Linked DNA regions of Homo sapiens: region 2 is linked to region 1. Evidence: read pairs that join two places in POLR2A ChIA-PET (ENCODE). Cell type or tissue: MCF 10A. All regions are shown on one strand. Links, peaks and the distances in the headings refer to the core of each region. The heading gives the core; the rest is flanking DNA.

Region 1 (10,379 bases), core at 7,763-10,262:
AGTCCCAGCTACTTGGGAGGCTGAGGCAGGAGAATTTTTTGAACCCAGGAGGTGGAGCTTGCAGTGAGCCGAGATCACGCCACTCCGCTGCAGCCTGGGTGACAGAGCAAAACTCTGTCTCAAAATAATAATAATAATATCAAAGCATAGCATTGGGTAGTTTATTTTGTTTTGTTCTTTGGTTTTGTGTTTTATCTTCTAGGAAAAAAGTCATTTATTCCATTTTCTTATACAGCATTAATTTTTTTTACACAAAAGTTTTTGAATTCTCTTTGTCTAGGTATGTAGTACATGGATAGGAAGTGGAGTTGTCAGTGATCTCAATGATCTCCGTCGAGTACACAATCTTCTTGTTTCTTCTCTGGACAAAGTTCAGGCTGGAAAAGGATCTTCCAGCCAGCTGTACCGAGAGAGTGCCACGACCATGGAAAAACTGGCTGTTCTCAAAGCTTGGGCAGAGGTAACGACTAAACCACAATCTATTGTTTTTGACCCATTTCTTCATCCATGAGAAAATGTTCCTCTACTCTTGTTGGTAAAAAAATTTTTGTTTTTTAAAAACTAACCCTTGATATGGAATACTTTTTGAAAATTTGTTAATCAGTGTACTGAAAACCTCTATATTGAGGAAGGGCTCTCCTACATAATATGAGGAAATTAGGTAGGAAAAACTCAAAAATATAACAGAAAATATTTTATGCCAAAAATCTTTTATTTGATTAAATTTCAGGTGACTTGCCACCTTGATATTGAGGCCATAGGGGTTTTGTTTCTTTTTTTTAAAGGTAGGGTCTTGCTTTGTTGCCCAGCCTGGACTTGAACTTCTGGGCCCAAACAGTCCTCCTGCCGCAGCCATCCGCGTAGCTGGGACTGCAGGCACGCACCACAGTGCCCAGCTTGTTTTGTTTTTTAATAGCTAGTTTTACCTTTTTCATTCTCACAGTCACTTTAAAAAATATATAATTACATTGTTTTAAATTCATTTTTCTAAATTCCTTCTGCCAGTTACTATTGAATTCTTATCATCTGCCCTCCAGTATTGAAGTAACTAATTCCTTCCTCTACCAGCTCAGTATCTCACTTCCCTATTTTCGTGGTATTCAGCAACAGGTAACTGAAACCATAGAAAGTGAAACCACGTTTAAGGGAAGACTATTGGAGTTATAATTATTTTAAGCTTTTCCGCTAATCTAAGACTAAACTTTTCTCATTCCCTTACTTCCCACCCTCTGATTCATTCAACAAAGTGTTGTTTAGCTTCAGCTCTGTCAGGTTAGCAGTTGAGAATACGGGGGTGAGATATATTACGTTTGCTGAGCAAGACAAACTGGTAAACAAGTAGATGTACCAAAGGGTAAGGAGCATTATCACAGGAGAAATACAAAGTTACAAAGTGTTTTGGAACACATAGCAGAGGCAGTTACAATAGGCTGGAGGCTCAGAAGTAGCCTTTTTGGAGAAAGTGATGTTTACATTGAAACATGGAGGATAGGAGGAGGTATCAGTTAGGCATGAGAGTGAGGAGGAGACTGTGTGAAGCTCAGTGCTGTCTACTCTTCTTCTTTGTGTCTTCAGCACCTTCCTCTGTACATCCTCTAAAACTGCGCCCTAGGCCAGGCGTGGTGGCTCACACCTGTAATCCCAGCACTTTGGGAGGCCGAGGCAGGCGGATCACCTGAGGTCAGGAGTTCGAGACCAGCCTGGCCAATATGGTGAAACACTGTCTCTGCTAAAAATACAAAATTACCCTGGCATGGTGGTGCATGCCTGTAATCCCAGCTACTTGGGAGGCTGAGGCAGGAGAATCACTTGAACCCGGGAGGCAGAGATTGCAGTGAGCCAAGATCACGCCATTGCACTGCAGCCTGGGCAACAAGAGCGAGACTCTTGTCTCAAAAAAAAAAAATTTAATTAATTAAAAAACTGCACACATTATTTTCAGGAATATTTAAGGATATGCACAAAGGTTCTGCTACAAGGGTATTTGTTATGGTGTTATTATTCACAAAAAAGTGGAAATAACCTAAATGTATTTCTTGATCTTGAAAGATGATGATATTAAGTGACTAGAAAATTGGGGTAGAAATTATACACACACGCACGCACACATTAGGTAAAAAACTGAGCGTGTTTATATAACTGTTTAGACTGGTAACAGCATTGTATCTGAGTAGTAGCATTATGTGTAGTTTTAATTTTCTTCATTTTGCTTATGCTTCTGATTGTCCTTTTTTGTGTAATATCTATAAGAAAAATAAGCCTAAAAATTTATTTTAAAATAGGTCTGAAAGATATATTCTCATATATTGCAGGTAGCAATATAAAATATAGAACCTTTTTAGAAAGCATTTGGCAGTGTCTATTCAGAGTCATAAAAATATTTGTAAACACTGACCCAGTGATTCCATTTCTGGGCCTGTAGTCTAGTGAAAAATATCCAAAATATGGAAAAGAGGTAAGTTTACAAAAATGTTTACTTGCAACACTATTTATAATGTGAAGAAATGAATATCTTTTGTCTTCGAAAGCTGTATTTCATCTTTCTAGGATTCCCAATGCTAAGTAAAGAATTAGAAGTAAATATAAAATTTCAACTGTAGGAAAACTGGTAGATACATTGTGGGTCATCCACTGTAAGTCATTAAAATAATGGTTATGAAAACTGGTATTCACATGGGAAAACCCTATGACATGTTTATCAGTAAAACTAAATACAGAATCTCTGTACATCAAAATTATAACTTACAAAGATAGAATATGAAAACCCAGAAATTGAGGTTATGAGTCATTTTTAACTCTTATTTTTCCAACTTTTTATAGCATAATTATTAAAATAAAATTATAAGTCGAGGAAAAATGCATACATAGACCGTAAAGTCTTACAGTGACACCCTTGCTTCCCCATTGCCTGCAGAGTAAAAACTTCAGCTACTTCCAGCTTATAACCTGTGCTCCGTCTATATGAGAAATTTGCATACTTAGATTACCATGCAGTTTCCTGTTTTTGTGCTCTTGCTCTGGCTGTTCCCTCTGCCTGTAAGCTCCCTTTCCATCTCTGCCTATGAGCAAGTCAACTTTTGTCCTTAAAAACGGTCTCACCTTTCTCACACTCCCAAGGCTAAGATTCGTTTATCTGTGATGTTCCCTGAGATTCATTCACTCATTGCATAAACTGCCGAGTGTTCATTAGGTACCAGACACTGTCTGTGCACTGGGTAGAGTGTACTAGAAGATAAAGCATTAAAAAGATTATCTTTGTAGAAGATAAATAATTAAAGCCAAATCTTTAAAAGTTTCTTCTCTTAAGCACCTTTTTACTTCCCTCTCATTGTAATATTAGCCTGTGAATTCATGGAAAGCAAAAACTATGTATTATTTGTTTTTTTTTTTTGCTTCCAGTCCTAGAACAATAACAAATTCAAGGCAAAAGGTGCCTACCTAGTAAGGATTTGATGAATGAATGGCTGGATATACTTAAGAGTGCTTATTGTGACATTTTCTTAAAAATGTTAGTGGCTGGGCACTTGGGGAGGCTGAGAAGGATGGATCACCTGCGGTCAGGAGTTTGAGACCAGCCTGGCCAACGTGGAGAAACCCTGTCTCTACTAAAAATACAAAAATTAGTCAGGCTTGCTGGTGTGTGCCTGTAATCCCAGCTACCCTGGACCCTGAGACAGGAGAATCACTTGAACCCGGGAGGTGGAGATTGCAGTGAGCTGTGATCGCACCACTGCACTCCAGCCTGGGTTACAGATCGAGACTCCCATCTCAAAAAAAAAAACAGTGTAATAACAAATTTAGGGGGGAAACAAGCATGTACTCACTAGAAGATATGACAGTAATATATTCATAACTTGAGATCCAAAGTCCCTATTTTAGAATTTAGTCAATTGCTGTATATTTTCTCTGTGCTGTAAGTCTGCTTGGTGTGGGAATAGGGGTAAGACACAGTGCTTCTCATCAAGAAGCTTGCAGTGTACCTATACAGATACCATACTTAGGCTTTCTCGTTAGGTACAATGGATGTAACACTGTGGAGGGAAGACAGTTTTCTCGAGATTTTTATCTAGAGCAATTCTTTTCTTGCTTGCTGTCATTCCTTTCTTTTTTTGTTTTCTCATTAATACGTTATTCAGCTTTGTATGTGCCAGTAGCCAAAGCCTAAATGTATTACAAAACAAAGGAAAATAAATATGATTCAATAAAGAAGAATCTTTGAAATTATATTTTAGGAAAGTTGCTTTTATGTCTTTTTGGCTCACAAACTAGAGAGAAAGGATACAGGTAATGTATGTGACTAGCAGATTATATTAGCCAGGCTATCTGTTGTAAATGCTAGATTGCAAAATATCATTTAAGGTCTGTGTAAGAAGGAGTTTAGAAGGATATTTATGGAAATCCTTTCTGATGTCTCTTTTTGCCTCTCAGCTGCTTACTTTGAATGCCTGGTTGTCTAATAAGTCTAGGAAGGTGGAGGCAGAAACAGAGTTATACCCTGTGGCAAAAAAAAAAAAAAAAAAGTGGAGGCGGGGGGTGCTTTGTAAAGTAGAATGAGGGAAGCCAGAAAAAACTCTGAGAAGGCTACTCAAGGAACATGCCATCAGAGGAATAGTCAGAAGTCAGATCAGTTTTTTTAGAAAAATGTCTCCAAGGCAAATGGAATTATTCTTTTGTGTTTATCAGGAAATCATGGAGTTGTATATACTTTTTTTTTTCTTTTTTTGAGACAGGATCTCAAATCTGGTGCCCAGGCTGGAATGCAGTGGCACGATCATAGCTCACTGGAACCTTGAACTCCTGGGCTTAAGCGATCCTTCTGCCTTAGCCTCCCAAGTAGCTGGGGCTACAGGCATGTGCCACCATGCCTGGCTAGCATTTTTGTTATTTTTTGTAGAGATAGGGTCTTGCTATATTACCCAGGCTGGTCTTGACCTCCTGGCTTCAAGTGATTCCCAGCTTCTCAAAGTGCTGGGATTACAGGCATGAGCCACTGCACCTGATCAAAGTATATACTTTCTTCTTTTTTTTTTTTTTTTTTTTTTTTGAGACAGAGTCTCACTTTGTCACCAGGCTGGAGTGCAGCAGCGCGATCTCGGCTCACTGCAACCTCCGCCTCCCTGGTTCAAGCGATTCCCCTGCCTCAGCCTCTGGAGTAGCTAGGACTACAGGTGCCTGCCACCATGCCCGGCTAATTTTTGTATTTTTCGTAGAGACAGGGTTTCACTATGTTGGCCAGGATGGTCTCAATCTCTTGACCTCATGATCTACCCGCCTTGGCCTCCCAAAGTCCTGGGATTACAGGTGTGAGCCACCGCACCCAGCCAAAGTGTATACTTTCTAATATCTATACCCAGTTATCTTTGATGATTTAACTGTATTTTTATAATAACGTAAAATATCTTATTTTTTTATCTTATGCCTTACTATTTTGTCCTCATAAATATCATATTAGGTATATGTGGTCGCTATGAATATTAAAAAGGAAGCAGAGTCAAAACCAAAAAGAGCAATTAAAAATACTGACGATGATGATGACGACTGTGGTACCATCGATGAACTGCCACCAGATAGTTTAATAACACTGGTACAACCTGAACTACCAACACTCAGTCGCCTGTGGTTAGCAGCATTAAAAGATTATGCACTCTTGACTTTACCAGCCGAATTTTCTAGTCAGCTTCCTCCAGATGGTGAGTATTACATTCTGAGTTTTACTTTTATGGAGTTCAAAGTAGTAGTTAAACAAAATAGAGACGGTATAGACTAGCAACAACAGTTGCTATAGTAACAGTTTAAATTTCTGTGGCTTAAGTTTGATGTTGTCTCAGTTAGAATATGTACTCTATATTGAATTTGTAGATAGAAGATATAGAGCTTTTTTGTTGGCTGAAGCAAACATATTAGCAAGCACTGTTACAATAATAGCTGTATGAGCTAGGGTATTCTAAATAGCTATGGGTAACAAGTCATTATGCATAACCATAGATGTATATTGCTGTACTGTTCAATGTTTGTATTTTCATATTCTATTTCAGATTCCTAGTGTGCCAATAAATTATGTTCCTAAAGTGCTTTGCAAATTGTACTTTAGTTTTCTTATCAAAATCAGTGTAGAAATCGTCAACATTTTTTTCTGTTTAGAAAGTGTGTTATTAGTTCCTACTTGAAGAACCCATTCTCCTTCCTATATATTAATGATAAGAATAATGGAGTTCCCCCGCCCCCTTTTTTCCTTCCTTAATCCATCATAACAGCAAGGAGTGATGAGGAAGTCCTCAGTGTTAGTAGAGGAAACAACAGGAGGTGGAGAGGAATAGCAGAAGAAGAAAGAAACAGAGGGAAGAAACAGAGTTCCCTGGTTGTGATAGAAAGAGAAGATGATAGGGTTTTAGGAGCCACTGGCAACAATGAAGAGGTAAATTCTGTGACAACAGGGTAAGAAAAGGTAAGAATACTTAGTGACATCAGCAGTAGCAGAGGAAAGGCTGGAAAACTAGCATCAGTGAGGAAGAGACAGGTATTCCAGTTCATCAGCTACAGAAAAGGGGTTACTTTTGGTGGCTTTATAAAGAGGAGAAGCCCTTTGGCTAGATTTCTCTTTTGTATGTAACAGGTATTTTTGTTAGTGGTTCATAAATGAGCGAACATGTATAATAGTAATATTTTGGCCGGGTGCAGTGGCACATGCCTGTAATCCCAGCACTTTGGGAGGCTGAGGCGGGTGGATTGAGAGTTTGAGACCAGCCTGGCCAGCATGGTGAAACCCCATTTCTACTAAAAATACAAAAAATTAGCTGGGCATTGCGGCGCATGTCTGTAGTCCCAGCTTCTGAGGAGGCTGAGGCAGGAGAATTGCTTGAACCCAGCAGGAGGAGGTTGCAGTGAGCCAAGATCGCACCATTGCACTCCAGCCTGGGCGACAGAACGAGACTTGGTCTCAAAAAAAAAAAAAAAAAAAAAAAAGTAATGTTTTTAATTGATTTGATTGCTTTACAGGTGGAGCATTTTATACCCCTGAAACTATTGATACAGCTAGACTTCACTATCGGAATTCCTGGGCCCCAATTCTCCATGCGGTGGCACTTTGGTTAAATAGCACAGGATTTACGTGCTCAGAGTCTACAGAAGCAGCAGCAATATCTGGTTTACAAAAACGTTCTACATCTGTCAATTTAAACCAGGCATCAGGAGCAGTGGGTAGTGCTAAATCTTTGCCAGAAATTAACAAAGACAGAATGCATCTGATTTTAGGTAGGTCTGTCATATTAATATATTTCAAGATTATCACTTCTGAAAATTCATATCTTTCATTTTAAAGCTATGGAAAGATTTTGTACAGTATAGCACAGTTCAGAGAAGGAAAAGTGAAAGGATTTTTCACCTCACCTTATAAATTGTTAATTGAATTTTTAACCTAGAAATTAAATTATTAAAAACTACTGAAACTACTTAACTGTCATGCTCATTCACACAGCAATATCGAACAATTTTCAGTAAAAAAACGTAATATGTTTTTTATTCAACAACAGGTTTTCTTTTTACTTGGCACTTAACCAATTATCCCATTAAGAAAAAAATGTTTAAGAAGATTTCAGTGAATCCTAATGTAAAATTGCTTTATAAATGCTTTTTTGTTTCTTGTTTTTTTGTTTTTTGTTTGAGACAGAGTTTCACTCTTGTTGCCCAGGCTGGAGTGCAGTGGCGCAATCTCGGTTCACCGCAACCTCCGCCTCCTGGGTTCAAGCGATTCTCCTGCCTCAGCCTCCCAAGTAGCTGGGATTATGGGCATGCGCCACCACGCCCGGGTAATTTTGTATTTTTAGTAGAGGTGGGGTTTCTCCATGTTGGTCAGGCTGGTCTCGAACTCCTGACCTCAGGTGATCCACCCACCTCGGCTGGGTGCTGAGATTACAGGTATGAGCCACTGCACCCAGCTATAGATGCTTTTTTAACATTTAAGAATTTATACATGGTAATGAAGCTTTTAGTGATCTTATGTTTTCTGGGAGTGAAAAGGAACACAATAAGGTGTAATTATCGGATTCATCAGTAGATCTGGTAAGTGAAAATGTGAAAAACTTCCAAAACAATGACTTTACCCCTATGTAAATTAAAAGCAGTTGTTTACTATGATACCCATTGTGCCTCTATAACTTGCCATTTAAAAACTTTGTATGCATGAAAAATTATTTGGCTACCATTTAATGAAAAACAATTTTATAATGTTTGTAAATTTATTTTCTTAATGTATTATTTTAAAAGTCCTAGAAATAAAAACTTAATATCTTCATAATCAACCTGATGGCATGGGAATTCCTTCTTTCACACATAGCTAATTTGAATATTAACCTAATTGCAAAACTACAACCTTATGTTGAGTTTGGCTGTTTAACTTGGAAACCATTTTGAAGTCTACTTTAAGGTATTAATAAATACATGTTAAGGTAATCTGTAAAAACATAAATAGAGAAGAAATATGGGATCAAACAACATAAAGTGTTTTATAAGTGAAAAAACATGTTTTTATTTTGTGCATTTCAGGTGTGAGTATACAGTTTCTTTGTTCCCCTAGACCTGAGGAGCCCATTGAACATGTTACAGCATGCCTGCAGGCCTTACATACCTTGCTAGACTCCCCTTATGCTCGAGTCCATATTGCAGAAGATCAGGTACAGTGTATTGCTATGATAGATACTTGTGTGGTTTTTTTTTGAGTATTGCTTTACAATGGAAAAAAGGATGGATTTTTTTTCTGTATTGGATCCTATTTTAACATGATATGAATACACTGACTCCCTGTATTTATTCACCCAGTTACTTTTACTCTGTGCCTGGTCTGCCTCAAACGTGGTTTGAGGTTATAGATAGTGAAAGCAGTTTCACTGTGCCTGAATTAGGAGATAGGTACAGTGTGGTAAGTGCTATTTTAGTGCATGTAAAGCTGCAATTAGAATAGAGAGGAGGAGCCCGATGTTGTGATAGGAAAGCAAAGGATGGTTTCTCAGAGTGGGCAATGGTTGAATCAAATCTTCAAGAGGAATTAGTGAGGCAACACATGCGGGACGGGTTTTCCTCTCAGAAAGAATAGCAAATACGAACACTAGGAGGCATGAGAGAACACGGCAAGTTCAAGGGCATAGCCATTTACTATGGCCGATATGAATGGAACATGAGGTTGTTAGATGAGGCTGGACAACAAGGTGAAGACCAAATCATGAAGGTTTCTTGATGACATGTAAAAGAGTTTGAACCCTATCCTGAAAGTGATAGGGAATCATTAAAAATGTTTAAGTAGAGGAATGATGTAACTAACTTTATATTTCAGAAGGATCATTCTGTCAGCCCGTAGAGGTAGGTTGGTTTGTAAGAGATGGGAAGGGAGACAGGGAGGCCAGTTCTGAGGCTTTTTTCATAATTCCAGAGAAATGATAACACTAGCCTAGGAAGGCTGAATAAAGGAAGAAGAAAGAGGACCAAGATTGGAAGCTTGAGGATAAATAGCATTTAAAAATTGAGAAGAAGGAAATAAATCAACAGTGGAAACTGCTAGAGAAGTTTCAGGAGAACCAAAAGAGAACAGAGTTATCAAAGACAAGGGAGGAGTTTCAAGAAGGGTAGACAGAGTCTCAAAAGAAAGAATCGAGTAAATAAGCACAGAAATGAGTCTAGAGGAGGCTATTGGTGACCTCCCGCAGAGGATTGTTTGAGGTGACCAGTAGCCAGATAGTAGAAGATTGAGGAGTGAATAAGAGAGTAAAGGAAGTGGAAGCATCTAGGCTGGGAAAGGAAGGAGCCAGATACATAGAGGAGGACATAGGGTAGATAAAAGGATCTGGAGGCTTTGGGAATAGTGCAGGGGGGACATGTGATAAGAAAGACTTGAGCATTGTCATTATACTGACAAGAGTAGCCTAACTAGAGAGAGAAGTTGAAAACATACGAGATATGATCAGAGTCCTTGAAGAATCCCTAGGAAGTCAAATAGGTTAGGATAGGAGCACATAAGGAAAGATTAACCTCAGATTAAGCCTCACATAAGAGGCTGAACACATGATCTTAAGGAAAGAGGTAAAGGTGGCTTTGGTTGCAGTTAAGTCTTTTCCCCCTCTTTGAAATTTCATTTAGGTTCATTGGATGGATTTGGTATGGAAGATTGTGAGTAAGAAGCTTAAAGTGGGTGGCAAAAGTTTGTAGTAGTTGCTGAAGTGAATAGAAGAGGAACTCACCAGAGATTTCTACAATCTGTGGTAGGCAGAGGTTGTAGAAATTCTTGGATATTCAGCTCAGGTTAGAAATTATAAATTTTAGCAGCACTGGACTCTACAATACTATTTAGCTCAATTATTTCCTTCCAATAGGAGAATGATCATCTCTGAATA
Region 2 (10,379 bases), core at 3,508-6,007, 74 kb after region 1:
TTTATAAATTTATTATTTACATGTTAATACCAACGTTTTTTATTTATTTTGTTTTATTAATAGGAGCTCTAATTCACATTTCATAGCCACCTTTGTATAGGCAAAAAAACTGAGAATTAAAAAAATGTTCAAAGGTTAAGGAAAAACAGACTTTCTAGTTTATGGTAATTATTGTTTATACTTCTACTTCGTATGTTCTTGCCTGTTTTTTTCCATTTACTGTGATTGAACTTTTATCTTTTAAATCAAATAACATTGAATAACCGCAGTATTGCAAGGCACTTTGGGATGGAACAGTTGAGTCTATTTTTATTTAGCTGTTGTCCTCAGCAGATTTATAATCTAGTAGAATGCAAAAATCCGCTTTTTGTTGTGTCCTCAATACAAGTGGGAAGCACTTAGTAGGCACTTAATTATTTTATGTTGAGTGCATGAATGAAGGCTTCTGCCTTTAGAGGGCTTATCTGGTTTGGGATGAGATAAATTGTGAACATTCTGAAAATTAAAAGAGAACAAGACAATAATTATGTCATAGTCCTAATTAAATGAGATTAATTATAGAAGGTGTTTGGTAGAGTACGTGATACATATTAAGTATGCCAAAGTCCTTATTTTCTTGCCTTTTTGCTGAACATTAATATAAGTCTCATAAAGTGTTAAAATAATATGTACATACAGAGGTTTTTTTGTTTTGTTTTTAAATAGAAAATAAGAAATGCTCTTGGAATTCAGAGAAGGGATTACTGTGGTGTGTGTAGGCTCAGACTAGGACATTGGTAGAATCCGAAAATGAAAGGGCATTTGGAGAGGTAGGAGAGAGAAGGGCATAAGCCAAGGCATGGAGCTGGGAATGTTCAGGTGTAGTATCTGAAGACTAACTGTCTACTTATTTTTTTAAAAATATAAAATTATGAGTTTCGTTCCTTCCTTTGCCCACCATCCTCCCCTCTGTTGCCCAGGCTAGAGCACAGTGGTGTAGTCTCAGTTCACTGCAACCTCTGCCTCCCAAATTCAAGCGATTCTTGTGCCTCAGCCTCCCGAGTAGCTGGGGCTGCAGTTTTGAGCCACCACACCGGGCTAATTTTTGTATTTTCAGTAGAGACGGGGTTTCACCATCTTGCCCATGGCTGGACTCAAACTCCTGAGTTCAAGTGATCCATCCATCTAGGCTTCTCAAAGTGCTGGGATTACAGGCATGAGCCACCGTGCCCAGCCTAATTGACTACTTTGATTGGAACATAGGATGTGTGAGTAGGAATGTGGAAGACAAAACTAGATAGAGGGGATGGGAACAGATTGTCGATAGCCTTCTTCCGTTGGGAAGAGTTTGGGCTTTATGTAGTTCCTTAAGATTTATGGATTCATAATTTATACATAAAGACTGAATGTTTTAAATATGAGAAGTGTTGCCTATTGAAGAATACTTCTTTAGAGATTATATACCTATCAACAGATAATCATGTTGGTTTAAAACATGTTAACTCTTTTGGAGCTAACCATAAACAAAATCATACGTTATAGAAGACTTATCATTTGCAAGTAATGCTTTCTGAGAGCTCTGTAAATCCTCAGATTTTAAGATTAAGACATCTTTTTGTGGAATTCCTTATCTGAATTATATTTCCATTGAGAGTAATGTTATGTTTCTTACATGTACGCATATTCTACAAGTTAATATCCTTTTCAACTTTAATGAAGGTTTTATTTCACTTGAATCCTTTTTGCTCAGGTTGGAGCATTTGCTGAATTAGTTCACTGATTTTTGATGGGGGAGATATAGAACATTTCTGTTCTTTTTCTGGTTAAGAGCTGCCATTTTCTTAGTCCTTACATTTTTCTTTCTTTGTGGGGGCAGAGAGCATTTTACATCAATAGATTTAGTTTTTTTTCTTTTTTCTTTCGAGACGGAGTCTCCCTCTGTCACCCAGGCTGGAGTGCAGTGGCGTGATCTCTGCTCACTGCAAGCTCTGCCTCCTAGGTTCACGCCATTCTTCCTCAGCCTCCAGAGTAGCTGGGACTACAGGCGCCCGCCACCACACCCGGGTAATTTTTTTGTATTTTTAGTAGAGACAGGGTTTCGCCGTGTTGGCCAGGCTGGTATCAAACTCCTGACCTCGGGTGATCCACCTGCCTCGGCCTCCCAAAGTGCAGGGGTTACAAGGTTAAGCCACCGTGCCCAGCCTAGTTTTTTTTCTTAAACTGTTTAGAGTCATCGCCTTTTAACTTTAATACAAATGCTTGGCTGGGCATGGCAGCACACACCTGTGGGCCCAGCTCCTCGAGAGGCTGAAGCAGGAGAATCGCCTGAGCCCAGGAGGTCAAGACTACAGTGAGCTGTGATCGTGCCATTGCACTCCAACCCTGTCTCAAAAAAACTTCCAAAAACAAATGCTTGGTGTTAGGCTAGACTCATGCATTTAGCCCCTACATTGGGCCTCTAGCTTCTCCATTGCCTTAACAAAGTATCTTCTGGGTAGCTCTCAAAACAGTGGTAACCATGAATGTTAAATCTATGAATATCATACTGTCTCATACCGTAAATCTGCAGAATTCCTCCCTTGATTGATATCTTATTCTCTCTTTTCTTCTACATATGTGTATATGTACATATACAGTTATCCTTTGATGTCTGTAGGGTATTGGTTCCGGGAACTCCCCCATCCAATACAAAAAACTGTGGATGCTCAAGTTCCAATTTTCTTATATAAGGTGGTGTAGTATTTGCATATAAACTATGCACACCCTCCCATATACTTTAAATCATCTCTAGATTATTTATAATACTTAATGTAAATGCTGTGAAAAGTTGTTATACTGTATTTTTAAAATTTTGTATTTATTGTTTATTGAATGTTTTTGATAGATGGTTGACTGAATCTGCAGGTGTAGAACTCATGGATATGAAGGGCTAACTGCATATATATGTGTGTGTGTGTGTGTGTGTGTGTGTAAATTAAAAAAAAATGGAATTTCTAGCCCTTTGAGCAAACATAAGGAACATTTATAAAGAGGTGAAAGATAGGAAGATGTGCTGAGGGAATTTAACTGACTGATTCGAGTTCTGAGGGAGCCTTTGGGATCTCAAGAAACCTACTGATGTACATTTATTTATAAGCTGCCATAAGGTGATAATGTGGGTGTAATTAATTTAGTGCTTTAAGTGAGAATTTGGGCAGTTGAGGGTTTTCTGTATACGAAAATCTATGTTTGTAATCTTACATTTAGGGATGGAGAGATTGCTTTTGAAAGAATATACCAGTATCTCCTATAGCATTTCAGAGGTAAAATGTTATCTAGAAGGATCACTTGAGCCCGGGAGTTCAAGGCTGTAGTGAACTATGATCATGCCACTGTACTCCTAACCTGGCAGCAAAGAGAGACCCTCATCTCTAAAAAACATAAAATGAAATTTATCTTTATTTTCAATATAATCCATAAGTTCACATCTTATCTTTTTTTGAAATGTGACAATAGGTAAATAAATAAAATGGTACAGTAATTTTATTTATTAGGAAAATTTCAGGAGACTGACTAGTTTGTTAAAATGTGAAACTAGGCCGGGTGCGGTGGCTCACGCGTGTAATCCCAGCATTTTGGGAGGCCGAGGCAGGCAGATCACCCGAGGTCAGGAGTTTGATACCAGCCTGGCCAACACGGTGAAACCCTGTCTCTACTAAAAATACAAAAATTAGCCAGACGCAGTGGCGGGTGCCTGTAATCCCAGCTACTCTGGAGGCTGACATAGGAGAATTGCTTGAACCCGGGAGGTGGAGGTTGCAGTGAGCCGAGATCACGCCACTGTACTCCAGCCTGGGCAACAGAGTGAGACTGTCTCAAAAAAAAAGTAAAACTAGCTGTAGAATAAATACCAGATTAGAATACAGTTTTTAGGCTTGGTGCAGTGGCTTATGCATGTATTTCCAGCACTTTGGGAGGCCAAGGTGAGAGGATTGCTTGAGGCTAGGAGTTCGAGACCAGCCTGGCAACATAGCAAGACCCTGTCTCTACCAAAAAGATTAAAATCAGCTGCATGTGGTCGTATGCGCCTATAGTCCCAGCAACTTGGGAGGCTGAGGCGGGAGAATTGATTGAGTTCAGGATTTCGAGGCTGCTGTGAGCTATGACTGCACTCCAGCCTGGGCAACAGAGCGAGACCCTGTCTCAAATAAATAAACAAATAAATGAATAAGCAAGCAAGCAAGCAGTTTTAAAGTTGAACATCAGTTCTCTACTTGACTCCAGAGTTAAATAGGCATCCAGTTGCTTTTTGTGTTTATTTTTATATTCACTGCTTTTGCCTGCAACTGTGTTTCTGGTTCTAAGTAAATATAACATATGCTACTGGTACACATATGTCTTAGGCAACATATGTTTCATTCACTGGATTGTTAGCTCTGTTTTGTTTTGTCACTACTTTAGTCCCAGTACCAATAACTGCCAGGCACAAAGTAGGTGTTTAGTTAATATTGTTAAATGAACAAATACAAATATTTGATTTTATCACTTGAATCCTCGTTTATTAGTACTGCACTATCTTTTCTTAGCTGTTTTTGTGAACATAACACAGCTTGTGTACAAGCTGGTCTTGTACCCTAACGAGATTGGAAGTACATTGTGGGTAGAAACTTGGTTTTATTTGTTTTTCCTATATTCTCCTTTACAGCAGTTTAGACTTGATGGGAAGTAGGTATTTCCCAAACATGTGATTGAACTGAAATATATTGGTAGATTTTATTTTATCAGGAGACTGCCAAAAGTATAGTCATAACTAAGGAATTTGGAAGAGAATCAAAAAGCTAGTATGTACTCGTCTGTCAGCTTGAAGGCCTGTATAAGACTCCAAACTTCTGTGGAGTAAAAAGGGTAGGGTTCTGGGGCTGGACGCGATAGCTCACACCTGTAATCTCAACACTTTGGGGAAAAAAAAGAGGTAGGGTTCTGGGACTATTCTTTGCTTCTTTCTTTTTCTTTTTTTTTTTGAGGCAATTTTGCTCTGTCATTCAGGCTGGAGTGCAGTGGCATGATCTCGACTCACCACAACCTCTACCTCTCAGGTTCAAGCAGTTCTCCTGCCTGAGCCAGAGTAGCTGGGATTACAGGCGCTTGCCACCACACCTGGCTAATTTTTTTATATTTTTAGTAGAGATGGGGGTTTTACCATGTTGGCCAGGCTGGTTAAGAACTCCTGACCTCAAGTGATCCACCCGTCTCGGCCTCCCAAAGTGCTAGGATTACAGGCCTGAGCCACTGCGCCCGGCCTCTGGGACTGTTCTTTTCCTTGCTCCTTAACAGACTGTTTCCTGCTTTTTGTTTTGTTTTGCTTTGTTTTTTGTTTTTGGCCTCCTAACTGTGTTACAAACGGTTTAAGTCAGTGGTTCTCCAAGGTTGGTCCCAGATCAGCAGCATTATCACCTGGGTACTTACTAGAAATGCAAATTCTTGGGCCCCACTCCAGACCTACTGAATGAGCAACTCTGAGGGTAGAACCTAAAAAATTGTGTTTTAACAAGTCATCTGGGTGATTCTGATGGTAAAGTTTGATGTCACCAAATGATAATGACACTTTTTTTTTTTTTTTGAGATGGAGTCTCGCTCTGTTGCCCATTCTGGAGTGCAGTGGCATGATCTTGGCTCACTGCAACTTCCACCTCCCAGGTTCAAGCAATTTTCCTGTCTCAGCCTCCTGAGTAGCTGGGACTACAGGCACACGCCACCATGCCTGGCTAATTTTTGTATTTTTAGTAGAGATGGGGTTTCATCATACTGGTCAGGCTGGTCTCGAACTCCTGACCTCAGGTGATCCACCTGCCTCGGTCTCCCAAAGTGCTGGGATTACAGGCATGAACCACCGCGCCTAGCCTGATAATGACACTGTCTTTAAGAGAGAGGGCTACAGGCAGTGATTATGTGCCAGAGAAAACTAGCAGCCTAGATTTAAGAGGATAATATAATCCAAAGCTTTTCAGAGGGAATAGATATAGTTTATAGAAGGCATTAAGACATAAAGCGATTATTGAAACTTCATTGTACACTGTAACCATATAATTGACTTTTACTTATATATTTCCTCTTTTACTTTGAAGTTTGTGTTCAAATCAAAAGATGAGAACCTTAAATTAATCAAGCTTTATAATATTTTATTTTAGATTTTTGTAAAAGTGAATGCTCTTTATATTCCATAGCAAGTAACTGAAAAGCTACTGAAAAGTGTCCAACCCAAGAATTTTGTGTATTTTTCATTTTGAATTTACTTCTCAGTGATTTCAATTTTGAATCCTAGCCCTTTTAAATTTTAGAATACAAGGTAGTTTAAAATGGCTTCAATAAGGCTGGGCGTGGTGGCTCACACCTGTAATCCCAGCGCTTAGGGAGGCTGAGGTGGGTGGATCACGAGGTCAGGAGTTTGAGAACAGCCTGACCAACATGGTAAAACCCTGTCTCTACTAAAAATACAAAAATTAGCTTGGCGTGGTGGTGTGCACCTGTAATCCCAGCTACTCAGGAGGGTGAGGTAGGAGAATTACTTCGACCCTGGGAGGCTGAAGTTGCAGTGAGCCGAAATCGCACCACTGCACTCCAGCCTGGGCGACAGAGCGAGACTCCGTCTCAAAAGAAAAAAAAAGGGGTGGGGGGGCTTTAATAAATTAAATGGTGCATTTTAAATATTTTAATTGTTTATTAGATATTATGTATGCAGATAAACCTGTTTATAGAAGATCTATATTCCTATTTACATATATCCTTTTGACAAATTAGAATTGAAAATAATACAAAAATAAATTTTCTTTTTGTCATGCAGACTTAAATAGTAAAATGTCTTCCTTCTATTATTTTTATCTTTTTTGTTTATAATGGTTAGGAAGTGAATAATTTTCTATACTGTGAAAAATACGTATAAAGTATCATGGAAGTTCAACATTCATTTTCCTTGAAGATAATTCCAAAGTTTTCTTCTCCAGAAGTATATGCTGTTATTAGGTTTAGTTGTACTGATAAATGGCAGTATGATGATTTGTAATTTTTTAAACATTTTATTCATGTCACTTTTTTTTTTTTTTTTTTGAGACGGAGTCTCACTCTGTTGCCCAGGCTGGAGTGCAGTGGCGTGGTCTCGGCTCACTGCAGCCTCTGCCTCCTGGGTTCAAGCAATTCTGTGCCTCAGCCTCCCAAGTAGCTGGGATTACAGGCACCTGCCACCACGCCCGGCTAATTTTTTTTTTTGTATTTTTAGTAGAGATGGGGTTTCACCATCTTGGTCAGGCTGGTCTTGAACTCCTGACCTCGTGATCCACCCGCCTCGGCCTCCCAAAGTGCTGGGATTACAGGAGTGAGCCACTGCGCCCTGCCTTTTTTTTTTTAAGATGGAGTCTCACTGTGTCGCCCAGGCTGGAGTGCAGTGGTGTGATCTCTGCACACTGCAACCTCCGCCTCCTGGGTTTGAGTGATTCTTCTGTCTCAGTCTTCCAAGTAGCTGGGAATACAGGTGCCTGCCACCATGCCTGGCTAATTTTTGTATGTTTAGTGGAGACAGGGTTTCACCATGTTGGCCAGGCTGGTCTCGAACTCTTGACCTCAAGTGATCCCCCCGCCTCGGCCTCCCAAAGTTCTGGGATTACAGGTGTGAGCCACTGTGTCCGACCTATTTTCCTCTTTTTCTTTTTACCTTTTTTCCTTCCCTTTTTTTCTTCCTTTTGCTGTTTTCGTCTTTTATGTCTCTCACCCTCGCCCTTCCTCAATTCAATTCAAAGAGCAATATACTGCCATATCTGGAGAATTTTTAGCTGGAATTTAATCTTTATTTTAAAAGAGTAAGAATTTATACCAATTATTATGCTTTCGACTGAGGTCGTTTTACAGAAGGAATTCGTTTTTTTTTATGTAGGAATGTGTTTTAAGACTGTTTCTAATATCTAAGTTTCCTAGAGAAAAAAAAGGTAAAAGATTGACATTATTCTCATAGTCTTTTACTCTTTTCTCAAAGGTCTTAGTTCAGGTCCTAATTTTCTTTCAATTATATTCATTTATTTAACCAGTCTCCTTTAGGTGGTCATTTGGGTTGTATACATATTCTTGTCTGTGTTTTATCAGTCATGTATTACATAATTTCACATATGTGCAAATATATATTTGAAGGATACCATTCTAAAATTGCTGAGTTAAAGGGTATATGCATTTACAAACTTGACAGATATTACCAGTTGTCCTCTATAAAGTGAAACTGGTTTATATCACCACAGCTAACATTTAAATGTCTGTTTTTTACCATATTATTAAATTACTGAACTTTATCCATCTGATGGAAAAGAAGAAATCTGATTGTACTTTATTTTTTATATTTTTAATTTTTTTATGAGATGTCTTGGTATGTTGGCCAGGATGGTCTCAAACTCCAGCCTCAAGCTATCCTCTCACCTCAGTCTCCCAAAGTTCTGGGATTACAGGTATTAGCTACCATGCCTGGCCCTGATTACCACCCCCCCCCCCCTTTTTTTTGTTTTTTTGATATAGGGTCTCACTCTGTCACCCATGTTAGAGTGTGGTGGTGTGATCACTGCTCACTGCAGCCTTGGCCTCCTGGGCTGAGGTGATTCTCCTGCCTCAGCCTCCCAAGTAGCTGGGACCACAGACACATGCCACCATGCCTGGCTGATTTTTTAAATTTTTTGTGGGGACGTGGTCTCGCTATGTTGCACAGGCTAGGCTCAAACTCCTGAGCTCAAGTTATCCACCCGCCTCGGCCTCCCAAAGTGCTGTTAATTACAGGGCTGAGCCACTGTGCCCAGCCTCTGATTATACTTTTAATTGTAATTTCTCTTATGCTTGAAGTTGAACATATACAGTAAAGACTTTATGGTATTGTAGGCTGAAGTTTCAGAATCATCCAGGACCAATGATGTTAGCAGAAATGCAAAACTAGCCAAGGAGTATCGAGGGGACAAAATAGATAATTGATATTGTTATTACCTTCAAAGTTTGATTGCATTGATTAGCTTATTATTTTTATTAAAGTCATTTTAAAGAGCATATAAAGTTCTATGCCAAAGCACGTTTGGCATAGACAAACATTTGGAAATGACAAGTTGGGCTGTCATTTCCTTTTGACACGACTTTCATTTTTATCAGCTTTAAATGCATGTGTCATTACTATTCTGGTTAGGTAACATAATTATCCCACTGCAGAATATATAATTTCAAAAGAGTCTTGTGGTTATTTGATGCCTTTTCCTCTGAAAACAATTGAATTGTTTTCAGACCACTTTTATTTCAGTAAGGTAAATGTAATCCTTCCTTTAATTGTAATGTAAAATTTAAGAGCACATTGAAATGAAAACAAAAGCCTAACAAACTACCTACATTTTGAAAGTTATAAGAGACTAGATAAGTTGGATTTTATGTTTCTTGTGGTACTGAATAGGAACAAAGCTCATTCAAACTAAGCTTGAATGAGAATTAAGTTTAATGGCTCACTTGCTAAACCTTAGTTGCACAATCCTCACAATTCCTTAGGGATGTGGCAAGGTCATCCTTAAATGTAAAGTTCTTGCTCACTTAATGGAAAGCACTGTAGATACATAAATAACATTGTTACCTGTCTTAGTGGGTCAGTATAATAGACGGACGTGGTGGTACATGTGAGAATAGTGAAATTTATAGCTAGTTTTGAGGCCCTTATGACTTTTAAGAGGTATTATGAGTCACTTTAACAAGTTAGTGTTTGTGACATAGTTTCAATTTCTTATGTGAAAGATAGTATTTCAATTGTCAATGTTCTTTTAATATTCTGGAGAGCTACTCTTTCCTACCCCTCTGTTTTACTGACTTTAAAAGTTGTTTACAGTTCGTTTCATGTTCAAATGTAGGGTTTTAGTAATTCCTTGGGGTGGGGGGCAGGAATGGGCAGAAGGCCATTGTCTCTAATTTTCCTTTTCCCAACTTTCACTTTCTTTTTTCTATGGATTACATGTCAAGGTGGGTGAGAAAAATGGTGGGGATTGAGAAAAGGGAGCAATTTATTGTTTGTAGGGGAGGTCCAAAATAAAGTCACTTAAGGAATCTGTCATAAAATTTAAATATATGATGAAGCTTGTGCAAGGGGATTATAAGAACTGATTTTACTTTAACCCTTCCTGCTTTATAAAAAGATCCTGTTGATGGCAAAAAGACAAACACTTTAGCAAACTGTACTGTACACCTTGCATTTGTTTGCATTAATATTAGTTGTTTTATTTTATTTTTTGATATGGAGTCTCACTCTGTTACCCAGGATGGAGTGCAGAGGCGTGATCTCGGCTTACTGCAACCCCTGCCTCCTGGGTTCAAGCAATTCTCCTGCCTAAGCCTCCCGAGTAGCTGGGATTACAGGTGCCACCAGGCCCAGC

The links. Peaks named below come from ENCODE experiments on the same cell type or tissue, not always from the same donor. Only the 100,000 strongest peaks of a DNase experiment are listed, where the experiment ranks them.
Region 2: POLR2A ChIA-PET joins it to region 1 with 10 read pairs; 6 of 35 experiments call an interaction of 5 or more read pairs at or near these places.

The regions. Positions count from the first base shown.
Region 1 is chr2:37,003,922-37,014,300 of GRCh38, reverse strand. HEATR5B (HEAT repeat containing 5B) reads left to right here. Exons shown (of 36, transcript NM_019024.3): 27 at 281-460; 28 at 5,453-5,690; 29 at 6,997-7,251; 30 at 8,542-8,669. Among named protein-coding and RNA genes, the nearest start is that of STRN, 43 kb to the right of the region's middle. In MCF 10A, for the core only: a CTCF peak has its summit at 9,085; no DNase peak of the experiment used is centred there.
Region 2 is chr2:36,925,631-36,936,009 of GRCh38, reverse strand. All of the region lies in intron 1 of STRN (striatin), which reads left to right. Among named protein-coding and RNA genes, the nearest start is that of STRN, 36 kb to the left of the region's middle. In MCF 10A, for the core only: no CTCF peak of the experiment used is centred there; a DNase peak (open chromatin) is centred at 4,819.